2 separate regions of the Mus musculus genome follow, and region 2 is linked to region 1. The links are chromatin contacts, found by Hi-C or POLR2A ChIA-PET in ENCODE. All regions are on one chromosome and are shown on one strand. The core of a region is the stretch at or near the end of the contact, and the rest is flanking DNA. Distances in the headings are between cores, read along the strand shown.

Region 1 (6,100 bases), core at 1,145-3,644:
ATGGATGCCCTGGAGTTGAAGTTACAGGCCCCACGTGGGTGTGAGGAACCACTCTTAAGCACTGAGCCAGCTCTTCATCTCTCCCACAGGCTTTACAACACCACTGGGTGGGTTATACCCAACACCACAGAACAGATTTGGCTGTCATGTTACTTTGTGTTAATTAGGAATGATTAAAAAAAAAAAAAAAAACTTCCTGTGTTCAGACTCAGTCCCCTACTGATCCCCAGGACAGGTGGTGTGGTGGCCAGTCTTTTTGTTTTTGTTTTTTGTTTTTTGTTTTTTTGTTTTTTTTGAGACAGGGTTTCTTGTGTAGCCCTGGCTGTCCAGGAATTTACTTTGTAGACCAGGCTGGCCTCGAACTCAGAAATCCACCTGCCTCTGCCTCCCAAGTGCTGCGATTAAAGGCGTGCGCCAACACGCCCGGCAGGTGTGGCCTGTTATACCAGCACTTTGGAGGCAGAGGCAGGAAGATGGCCATCCTGGACTATATAAGAAAAGACTATAAGATATAAGAAAAACCTATTACACACACACTGCAAATAAAAACAGAACTCCCTCCTCCAGAATCCTTAACGTTGGGAAATGACCCAAATCTTATCATTTGTTCCTTAGTAACGGGAAACTGAGACACACACACTCAGGGTGTTGTTCAGATCTGAATACACCACATGGCTCACTTTTGCTCCATGTGAAACACACATGGTATTCCCCGCTCTGTGGTGACAGGCTGAGGTGGGTCCCCGGTCCTAGAGGACTTGTTAGATCTTCCTTAACCAAGCCAGTGTTTCAGCCTCACATTCTGCCTCCATGAGTGTGTGATCTCTCTACTTTGATGTTTTGTGGAAAGGACCTGTGGACAGTTGGGGCTGATGTTACAGACCAGTGTCTGTAGTTCGCCAATGTTTCTGCTCCAAAGTCACAGAAGTGGACAAGGGGCTGGGTGTGGAATCTGCCACCCCCTATTCCTGCTGGAATCACTGCACCCAACTACACAAGCTTGACTGCACCCCTCAGCCTCCTGGTTTCAGGTCACAGCTTCAATGCCCTCCCTCTCTCTATTACCCTCTTGCTTTCTCCAGAGCTTACCTCAATGTTTGCCTCCGGGGTTAAGGTCAAAATTGCACCAATGTCCTTCCCCAGGCTCACCACATACTTCCTCCTCTTCCACTGTTCCTTTTTTTTTTCTGTTTAGGCCCCTTGGGTATTATGCATATTTATTTGATGTGCCCATCCCCCACTGAGTATCCCTTGCAAGTCTTGACAGTCAGACAACAGCTCTTCCCTGCACTAGAAGGATTTATGTGAGGTGTATGTTTGTGGGAGGTGAAAGGTCCCAGAGACTCAGTACTGTATTTATGTATCTAGTGTAAATTGTAATTATTACATGCTATTGTGTATTTGCACGTGCGCCAGTGCACTGTGAGGTCTAAGGACAACTTATGGGAACGGATTCTCTCCCCCTTTTGGGAACTGAGCTCCTTGGATGAGGCTTGTAAGCAGACACTAAGCCATCATGCCTGCCTCTAGTGTTTGCTTCTTTTTTAAGACACGGTCTCTTGTAGCCAAAGGGGCCTTGAACCTAATGCTTTCAACCTCCTAAATGTTCTGAAGACAAGCATATACCACCATGCCATGGTGTCTGCCTCTGTGTGTGTGTGTGTGTCTCCTTCCCTCCCTCCCTCCCTCCCTCCCTCCCTCCCTCCCTCCCTCCCTCCCTCCCTCCCTCCCTCCCTCCCTCCCTCCCTCCCATCTCTCTCTCTCTCTCTCTCTCTCTCTCTCTCCCTCTCTCTCTCTTTCTCTCTCTGTGTCTATCTCTCTCCCTCTGTGTGTGTGTGTGTGTGTGTGTGTGTGTGTGTGTGTATTAAGGGGGCTACGATGCTCCAGGCTGGCCTCAACTCCCTTCTAGGCAGGCCCCAAACTTCATCCTTCTTGTCTTAGCTTCCAAGGTAGCTTAAACAAAGATTTCACAGAGCGTTCCCTGGGTGAGCACTGTGACCCCAGACTCCCCATGCATCGGTCCAGGTTTCCAGGGGCTTGAGGCTGGGGAGATACCGGGAAAGCCTCGTCACCCGTGTTCCCCGCGGAGTCCCAGGTGCCACCCCCTCCCCCGCCCCCCGCGCGCGCTAACTATGCTGTTGTGCCTGGTTTGTTGACGCCGTCGCCATAGGGACGGTCGGGGGCGGGGCCCGGCCGCGGGGGCGGGGCTTGAGGAGCGCAGTCCGGGCTCCCGCAGTAGCCGCCACAGCCACCACCGCCAGGCTTATATACCGCGGCTAAATTTAGGCTGAGCCCGGAGCTCGTCCCCATCCGGGACGCGTTTCCGTCGACGCCTCCTAGCCCGGCCCTCTGTGCCTGCCGCGCCTATAAGGCCTGGGTGGGCCGGGCCACAGCACACACAGTCCCTGCCATGGCGCTCAGCGAGCCTATCTTGCCGTCCTTTGCCACTTTCGCCAGCCCGTGCGAGCGCGGCCTCCAGGAGGTGAGGGCAGCGAGGGTCCGCGGGCGGCGGGGTAGCAAGGTACCAGGCTACAGGGTGCAGGAGCCAGTACTGGAGATGACAAGGTCCAGGGTGCTGACCGCCTCAGGGAGTTAGACTTCAGGCTGTGGGACAGGAGGTGGGTGCAGGGACTGAGGACACGCGCGCTGAAGGGATGCCGTGCACCGGGTGCAGATCTTGAGGGCCTAGTTGTTAGACTTTGGGGTGCAGGGTAGCAGGAGGCACCCCCACTCACGTCCCGCGCCCTGTCTCCTGCAGCGCTGGCCGCGAAATGAACCCGAGGCGGGCGGCACGGATGAGGACCTAAACAACGTGTTGGACTTCATCCTCTCCATGGGATTGGACGGTCTGGGCGCCGAAAATCCTCCCGAGCCCCCGCCGCAGCCCCCGCCGCCTGCCTTCTACTACCCGGAGCCGGGTGCTCCGCCGCCCTACAGCATCCCCGCGGCCAGCCTGGGAACAGAGCTGCTGCGCCCCGACCTGGACCCGCCTCAGGGGCCGGCTCTGCACGGCCGCTTCCTCCTCGCGCCTCCCGGGCGGCTAGTGAAGGCCGAGCCCCCCGAGGTGGACGGCGGCGGCTACGGCTGCGCTCCGGGCCTGGCCCACGGACCGCGCGGGCTGAAGCTCGAGGGCGCCCCAGGAGCGACAGGTGCATGCATGCGGGGTCCCGCCGGCCGCCCCCCGCCGCCCCCGGACACGCCGCCGCTCAGCCCCGACGGCCCCCTGCGCATCCCGGCGTCCGGTCCCCGCAACCCGTTCCCGCCGCCCTTCGGTCCCGGCCCCAGCTTCGGCGGTCCCGGCCCCGCGTTGCACTACGGGCCTCCCGCGCCTGGCGCCTTCGGTCTTTTCGAGGACGCGGCGGCAGCGGCGGCGGCGCTGGGCTTGGCTCCACCTGCCACGCGCGGTCTCCTCACGCCGCCCTCGTCCCCGCTGGAGCTGCTGGAGGCCAAGCCCAAACGCGGCCGCCGCTCCTGGCCCCGCAAGCGCGCCGCCACACATACTTGCAGCTACACCAACTGCGGCAAGACCTACACCAAGAGCTCGCACCTAAAGGCGCATCTGCGTACACACACAGGTGGGCGCCTGGCCTCATTCCCGGGATCTGCGGCAGGGGGATGGCCGCGAGTTCAGGAACAGGCTAGGTTACAGAGGAAGACCCTGTCCATCCTCCAGAAGGGAAATGGATACTGTCCCCAGAGTCTATGACACTGCCAAGGGGGTGTGGCAGTTTAATGGGTTGGCTCCGAGGGACTCAGGTCTCAAGAATTCGGGACATAATTAAGAAGCTGTGGAGGGCTGGGCTGGGGCTTAGCACTGCATATAAAGTTTGGCATGGTGGCCTGAGCCTGTCATCTCAGTACTGAGCAGAAGAATCAGGAATTCAGACCTAATCTCAGAATGTTAGGGGAGGAATGCACCTGAGCCTGCTAGTGGTCAGCTTCAGGAGCCCAAGGTTCTCTGTTTAGATTAGATGTGGGATGGAGATGAGAGGGAGAGGGCAGTGCTATCCGGTGCAGGGTGCCCAGAGCAGGCTTTCGGGGAAATTGAGGCTCAATGTCATTCCTCTCTGATGCAGGTGAGAAGCCTTATCATTGCAACTGGGAAGGATGCGGCTGGAAGTTCGCGCGCTCTGACGAGCTTACCCGCCACTACCGAAAGCACACAGGTCACAGACCCTTTCAGTGCCACTTGTGCGACCGGGCCTTCTCCAGGTCCGACCACCTGGCCTTGCACATGAAGCGACACATGTAGCCTGGGTCGACTCGGCTAGCCCATGCGCGACTGTGGCAGGTTCCACGCGCGGGGCACGGTCCCCTTGCAAACAGACTGCTATTTATTGGACCTTAGGACAGAGCCGGACAAGTGTGGCCACAGGAAAATGACTCTGCCACCAGTTCTGGCCCCCACAGTGACTGAAGGCCCCAGGAAAGAAGACAGGAGTCTGTGAAGAATGTTTTCAAAATGGTGCAATAATTGACTTATTTCCCTCGGGTCCCCACTAGAGGATCGAGGCTAGATGCCTTGTGAGAAATGCCTTTGAGTTTACTGTCCCCAACGTTTTTATAATATTGTATATAAGACTATGACCGATTGTATTTCTATAAGGGAGACGATGGCATCTCTGCCGCCTGCTTCGTTTTTATACGACTTTTTTTTAATTAAAGTTTTGGATCTTTGGAGGAATCACGGTAGTGGTGTGGCTGGGGATAGGGTAGGTCCTGAGGGGACAGGGAGCAGTCAGTGCCTGTGGCCAAGGTCACCAGCTGCAGCCCCCAGCTGCCAAGGCCTGTGGGTTCGCTATAAATGTAAACATGGTGTTTTAGGATTGAGCACAGGTTATTTTTAAGTCTGCTACTTTGAGCCATAATTTGCCCCACCCCCACCCCCTGTATCCCAAGTGGGAAAAGCCTTGGCTCCACTGATGTGGCTGACCATTCCTTTTTTTAGAAAGAAAAATAGAAAAGAAAATTAAAAACCTTTTCCTGGTACCATCTTGGGGTTTAGCCAAACTTATGGAGCGTGCAGGTGTTTTGGCGAGCGCACGTGTGTGTGTGTGTGTGTGTGTGTGTGTGTGTGCGCGCGCGCGCACGCTCTCGAGCGTGTGTGTGTGTGTGTGGGTAAATGTATGGGTGGGTGTGTGTTTCCAGCAGGGTTTCTCTGTAGCCCTGACTGTTCTGGAACTCAGGCTGGCCTAGAACTCACAGATCCAGCTACCTCTGCCTCCTGAGTGCTGGAACTAAAGGCAGGCCCTCCCCTCTGCTCATTTCTTTTTTTTAAATACGCATACTAAGCTAGCACAAACCAGATCGCTTTGCGGCTGCCTCTCAGATATTGGTATTGGTCTTTTTATAGGGGTAAAACCCATGGTATAAGCTTTTTGCCTTTCATTTTCAGGGGCTTTCCCTCCTTTTTGTACTGCATTTATTCTGTGTTTTGAAGAGTTGCGTAGGTAGCCGTGTAATGTGGACACCAGAGGACAACTTCGAGAGTTGCTCTGCTCTGTAGCTCCTGGGATTCAGCTCTGGCCTTTCATCAGCATGGCTGCTGGGATCCTTACCCAGTTGAGCTGCCTCTTGGTCTCACCACAGAGAATGGTCACATGTGAGCATGGCGACTTGTGGCACCTGACTTTGCTTTTCGTTATTTTGGATAGGCTGGGGTGACATGTCCCTCATGCCTGGGGCACAGTGGTGGTGGTGGTGGTGGTGGTGGTGGTTTTGTAGTCACCCATCTGGGTTGTGTGGAGAACTGCAATGCCTGTGGGCATCCAGCCTACCCTAGTCTCCCTTTCATTAGTAGGTGCTTCTACCCTGGGCCCCAGTAACTATGGCTACTGACAATTGCCCAAGTTACTTCCAGAAAGTGAAAACCCTTAGGTAGAGCCCAGTTTTAAAGCACTCTCACCCCAGTTGCGACAGCAGCAGGGATTTCCTCCATCTCTCCATCCTCCCCCTCCCACGGCGACCTTGGAAACAGCTGACAACTCTTTGGTAATCTGTGAAAAGCAGAAATGATGATAATGTGATTCATATTTTGAAAGTAAATACTGAGGCTCACTTCCGCTGCAGAGGGAGGGTGGGTGAGCTCTTTGCCCTTTGC
Region 2 (6,201 bases), core at 1,937-4,436, 35 kb after region 1:
TGGATGACATACTGAGGGTGTATCTAAAAGACAAAACAAGGGACTGTTGAATGGCTCAGTAGACAGAGTTGCTTGCTCCTAAGCCTGATAACCCAAGGTAAATTCCTAAAATGTACACAACGGAAAAACCAACTCCCGTCAGTTTCTGACTCCACCTGTATGCCACTGACTCAAGGATACACAGAAGCAAATAAATATAGTAAACCAACACCGAGGGAAGAGGCGAGTGCACTCCTAACTATAATAATTAATAATGTAATAATAATAATAATAAAAAACACAGTTTTTGGCCAGGCTATCTCTGAGTTTGAGGCCAGCCAGGGACTGGCTCTGAGACAGCTAGTGAGAGCCCTCTCACAATAACAAACAACAAAAAAGTTACACAAAAACTTTGCAGGCTGGTGCTCATAGTGGGCATGGCACCCCTGGCCCATGCCCCCAGTGCACTAGCTGAGGGACTGGAGAGGCACAGTAGGCCTTATGTGGAAACCACAGCAGTTTCAACAGCCGCCCGAGCGGTGTACCGAAACCACACACAGCACTGACTTCGGCAAAAACAACACGAACTCCATGGTTTACCACAGCGTACTCTGCTAAAAAAAAAAAAAAAAAAAAAAAAAAAAAAAAAAACCTTACTCAGTGGCCGGCCCCACCCTGGTAGGAATTTCTTTAATTTTTCTATTTCTCTGGTTTCCTAGGCTATTTATCTCCTCAGCAATAGAGGCAGCACACCCAGAGACTATGGGGGAGGAAGGTGCCTATCTCTTTCCCAGCTTGCTTTTCAGGGATTCCCCTGAGCAATTCCCAGAGCCAGGCTTGGACAATGTATTGGAATTGCCAAGAGCCAGGCTTGGGAAATGTATCGGAACTGCCAATAGTCAGCTTCGAGAGGGTAGTCTCTCCATTCAAGAAGCTGATGCAGGAGGACAGTCAGAGACCTGGGGTGCAGGGTTCTTAGAAATCTGATTACCAAGAATATCAAATGTCAGGACTGGGGACCCACATGTTAGAACACTCAACATGTTTGGAGAACAGGGAGTCCTGGGCTCCACCCAGCACCACATATATAAGGAATGGTGCACAGCTCTAACCTCAGTACCCCGAAGGCTGACGAAAGGGGATTGTGAGTTCTGAGCAAGCCAGCCTGGGGTACAGTGTGAGAGATTTTGCTATACTTGGGAGGGGGTGTATGTGGAAATGCAAATAAAACAAAATACAACCAAGAGAGAGCATGCGCTTGCTCTTGTCAGACTTCGAGTTCTGTTGACACAATTCATTGCTGTACTTAAAAAAAAAAATGCAGCTCTGCAGATGGGAGATAAATACAGGAAAAACACCCCCCAAAAGACAACCAGAAAAACAAAGACTAAAGCTTTGTGGTCAGGGCAGCTGCCCCACCCTAGCCACTATCCTCTGCAACCCAGGACTCTCCCACACTGCTGTGCACCCTGACACGGGCACCACAGAACTGTTAGGTGTCCCAGAGGACACACACTGTCAGTGATTTTACTCTCAACAGAACAGTACCAGTTGCTTATACATCAGGTTTCTGATGGGAACTGGACGAGGGACATACACGGGACAGGGACATCAAGAGGTCACTAGGGACCTCAATCCATTCTGCCCTAGTGGAACAGCAAAATAAGAGTAAGTGATGGCAGAGAAGAGAAAAATCAGATTGCCTGACTCAAACTTTCAACTGTCATGTGAAAGGAATCCTTTTTGCCCACACCTCCATCCTCCCGATGACTTGTTCTGGAAGCCTGTTGGCCAGGCCACTGAGGGCCTGCAGGCAGGGGTCCTGAAGACTAGGTAGGTTGGAACACAGCAGAGCAGTGCAGCCCAGGTGATAGATGTCTGAGGTCCCAGATCACATCATGGTGCTGACATTTTCCACCAAAAATATTTACCAATTTTTGAGAAGACCAGCTTGGCACATTGGAGGGGACAGGATGAGGTTTGGGTCTGAGCTGAGGGGAAAAGCTGAACAAATATTTGTTATCTCTACCTATGCTGGCACTATGTTCGCCTGCTGTCAAGTGGGCAGGGGCCATGGGAAACTCTGGGGCTGGCAGGCCGGTAGACAAAGATGTCACTCCTCCATGGCAAGGGAATCTAGTGGCCACTTGCTCTGGGTCCACAAAGGACACATGGATTTGAAGTGAGGAAGACAACTTTCTTTCCGTTTTCACACAAGGCTGCTATGATCTCTGATGAAGAACTGATGAAGGACATTAGCCTGCAGAAGAAAATAGGCATGGGCAAGGCTGACATGAACTGTGCTCTGAGACAGGCTTCACTCTGCAGCCCCCATGTGCTGGGATCACAGGCATGAACCACCAGGCCGTGCACCTGTAAGTCTTCATTGTGCAAAAGATTGACAGATCTCCCACTTGTTCTCCAGTAGCACCTTTGCCACAATCCTTCTGTTCAAGTGGGTGCACAGGGAGATGGTATCTACACAGAAGCCAGACAGTGGAGGGAGTCCTAGGTGCTTGCCATGCACAGCCACGGGGGCTGCCAGGACCTCCCACTTTTGTCCTCCCTACAGGGTGCAAACATAAACAGAACGGTACCTCTACAATGGGCAGGTAGACACTTTGGCACATTTATAAAGTCACCACAGACTGTGATGTCTGCAGTGGGAATGTGTGCCCCGTGGTGGAAAGGGTCACAGGCCTGGACAGGACCATGTAGACTTGGGGGAGGGGTTTCCTACTTGGCTCTCTACTGACCACAAGCGTGAGCTACTATACTGAGCTCACTACAGGGGTGATGTGTCAATCATTTATATACCTAGAGACCTGGCCTGAGTCCTTTAGGTGATCAAAGAGTGGACCTTCAGCCAAGTGAGGGCCTGGGAGTTGTTCCCACCCACTTACTACCACAGAGGCCCGGTAGGAAGGCCCAGTCTTTCTGGGCTTACATCCTGCAGGTCCCCCAGAACCTCCACTGTCCAGATTGTGACCCACCTCTGGTGAGGCATTTACTCGTTAATGAATATCAGGCCACAGGACACCCACTGGATCCACCTTGCTGAGTGCAAAAGGGTGGGTGTGCTGAGGTAGGCACTATTTCTATTTTCAAACTGTTCTGCCAAATCTTCCCTCAACAACAGCCGGCCTCAGGCTGCTGAAACCAGCTGGATTAGCATGGGTTCCTCCACCGCCTGGGAAGGCAAACCCATACAGTATATGGGTGCCTCCCTCCCTCAGCCAGCATAGATCTACAGCAGCCACTGGTTATCCCGAGCCCTGGGACAGACCCTCCAGGGTGCCATAGCAACAGCAGAGCAGTGAGTGCCCTGAGTGTGTGGGGGCTGGGGGCTGCTTCAATGCCTTCCGGCCATCCTGGCTGCTAGCGAACACCAGAACCTTCCTGAAATGGAACAAGTACATTCCTTTCTATACTCTCCAGTGTACCCAGCGCATTATCTCTTTGCCACCATCGTGGGAACGGAATTAAAGTAGTTATATTCAGGGCAGAGGTGCTAACCACAGGCTCAGACAGTGATGCCATTTGACAATACGAAGTAACAAGGGGCTTGGGCATAGACAGGACAGCCAGCAGCACCAGGGCCCTGACCCGCAGGTTCCATCCTCTTCCTGGGATCTCACAGAAAGGCTGAAAGTTCACAGGATTGGGCTGCTTACAATCCTAAATATTCCCTGTGCCTGTACCCTGCTGACCCTGTGAGAAAGCCTTGGCCATTCTGCATAGATAGCATGTGGGTGGGGGAGGACTTTTCTGCTCGAGGAGAATGACTTTTTGCGGAGGAATTCAATACACAGGCTAGACCATTCTTATGTAGCTTGGGAATGGGCTGCTCACTAACACAAGCACTCTCAGTGGTGCTGTGGGAAAGGGAAAAAAAAAGCTGCCAAAATCTTCCTCCTGTAGGACATCTGGCCTTGCAGATGGGGTGGAGAGGTCATGAGTAGTTATAAAGATGATCATTAACTTAGGGAGAGGTTAAAGGTGACTGGCTGGTGAGTGGGTGTCACTGGGGCAGCGGGTAGGCTCTGCTGGGAGCCGCAGGGCAGCGCTGGCAGGAAGTGGCAGGGTGGGGCCCGCCAGGATCCCGCTATCTCAGGCAACCCAATCACTGACGCCCACACAGCCGTTTCCTGAGCTTAAAAAAATCTGTTTCTCTCTTTGCAAATCAACAACTTTTACCTAGAAACTTCAGCGGTGAGTTCTGACTGATCTCCATCTCCGTCCGTTGAAGAAAATACACCACTGTTTACCTGAGGGAGGCGTGTGCTCACTCCAACTGGCGTGTTTCAGGGCTGTTTTGCATGTGTCTGAAAGCAATCAACTGCTTCAGTCCCAGACACCTGCAGGTTATTTAATACATTGATGGACCTTTCTAGAAAAGATCTCCAGGCAGGAGAATGTAGAGCTTTCAAGACATCCAATTTCTGTGCACATCCCAGCAGCCTAAGGCTCACACTCTGAAGCTTCAAGGAGAAAACTATACCCTTAGCATCAAGCTGCTAGCCACCTCAGCTGCTACCAGCAGCAGTGACTGTCCAGATGCTTAGGGAGACTATTCGACAGACCAAACTGATCTCTGTGAGAGCAGAGACTGAACTCCAAGATAGAACACAACAGCAGAGTAGTGTATAACCCCAGGCCCACACTGACACTCATCCTGGGTAATGATTCTCAGGGGACCCAGGGCTGGCTTTAAATTTGACACCTTAAACATCAACACTTTTCAACAGAAGACATTTTTCTGAATTGTCACCTCATCTGGGTCAGGCCCAGGTGACACAGGTGGCTGTGGGGGGTGAACACATAATACAATACAGATCCCACACAACACCACCATGCCAAGTGCTTTACTGACATCTTGGACTCAGGGCTGCCCAGGGACATCTGCCTGGGGCCTTCACATTCCCCAAAGCAGCCTGACTGAACAACCCCTTAGAGTTGGATAGGTAGCCCAGAGCCCACTAGCTCCTTCAGGTTAGAAAAGCCCAGGTAGGAAGGTGGTGGCCTAAGAGCTCTCTCACATGCAGGGCAGCAGGACTGCAGAGAAGCCACTGTCTCTCCTGACTCCTGAGCCAGGTAAAGCATGTCTTGGGAAGCACTGTGGCATGCTTTCTCCATCAGAAGGCCGACCATCCCTGGAGGTCCTTGGGCAGGCACCCTCACCTCATCTATCTCCTCCTAGCCATGCTGGGACCAGCCCACTGCAGAGTTCCACATCTGTCTGACATCCCAAGGGACTGAGCAATGGGGTGTGACCAGCTAAAGGTATTTATTGCTGTACACTGGTCATATGGTTTTCCCCAATGGAAATTGGGTAGGCAGAAAACCACCATCCAAAAACAGTGTATAATGGGGCAGGAGGATGGTTGAGTTCCCAGTCACCATAGAGATCCTGTCTCAAACACCATAAAATAAGATAAAGTTTCCACTTTGGCTTCTGAGCGAGTGTAGCGGTGGAGCTGGTCAATGTGCACTGTTGCCCTGGGAACCTGGGTGAGTGGCTGTGGTGTGATAAGGATGGGTCAGGGGCAGAGGAAGTGCACGGCTATGCTCCAAATCCATGCATGAACCAGGGAGCTGGGGCAAAGAGCCAAATGCTTTCCCATCAAACAGGGCTAATTAATAGGTCAGCTGAGGCAGGGGAGGGTCCTGAGCTGTGCACAGGTACCATGTGGTACCTGTATAGTTAGAGACTAAGATAAGATCAACAGCATGGGATGCTGGGCTGACATGCATCCACCACACATCTGTACGTACCACCCAGCAGTGTGTACACAACCGTGCCTTTCTCTCCAGCTGCTGCTTCTGGGTAGAGTGAATAAGAAATGCTTAGGCCCACAGGTGCTCTGCTCATGGGTTAGAATGTACGAAAGCCACAGTTCTCAGGATGAGGACTCTCCTGGCTAGGTTCTCCTGATTGCTGATGTACGAGCAAGTGGCAAGTAACAGAGACAAGTAGTGGGCAGAGTGGGGGGCCAAGGCCTAGTGCAGATGCTATCTTCCCTGTGAGTCTGGGTGGCCCACATGCCCACCTTCCTCTGTGGTAAGTGGGCATCATATTGCCTGCTCCATGGATCTCATGGTCTCACTAGCAAAGGAAGAGATAACAGTTGCTTCAGGCCTCCCAAGGTCATAATGGCTGTGGCAGAGCCCAGCTCTGCATCATTAATAAGTCAGGTCCAGAGAGCCTCAGACAGGGCTGGC

The links. Hi-C counts contacts between places; a loop is a spot of excess contacts on that map. ChIA-PET counts read pairs that join two places held with the same protein, here RNA polymerase II (POLR2A).
Region 2: a map of heart shows a loop between it and region 1 (2.0-fold over the local background). The contact joins the enhancer-like site here to the promoter of Klf2 in region 1. A Hi-C loop is called at or near these places in 14 of 37 maps with a recorded cell type or tissue (T-helper 17 cell, gastrocnemius, heart and 4 more). POLR2A ChIA-PET finds 5 or more read pairs at or near these places in 4 of 5 experiments (Patski and embryonic stem cell).

Annotation. Positions count from the first base shown.
Region 1 is chr8:72,316,668-72,322,767 of GRCm38, forward strand. Klf2 (Kruppel-like factor 2 (lung)) reads left to right here and starts at 2,395. Exons shown (of 3, transcript NM_008452.2): 1 at 2,395-2,482; 2 at 2,759-3,575; 3 at 4,077-4,987. The coding sequence starts at 2,411. The coding sequence ends at 4,252.
Region 2 is chr8:72,350,410-72,356,610 of GRCm38, forward strand. The region is part of intron 22 of Eps15l1 (epidermal growth factor receptor pathway substrate 15-like 1); the gene reads right to left. Among named protein-coding and RNA genes, the nearest start is that of Klf2, 34 kb to the left of the region's middle. Within about 2 kb of position 3,187, at least 1 of the 3 ENCODE cell types and tissues checked has a DNase peak (open chromatin) inside an H3K27ac peak, as active enhancers do; it is heart, where a contact is called at or near this core.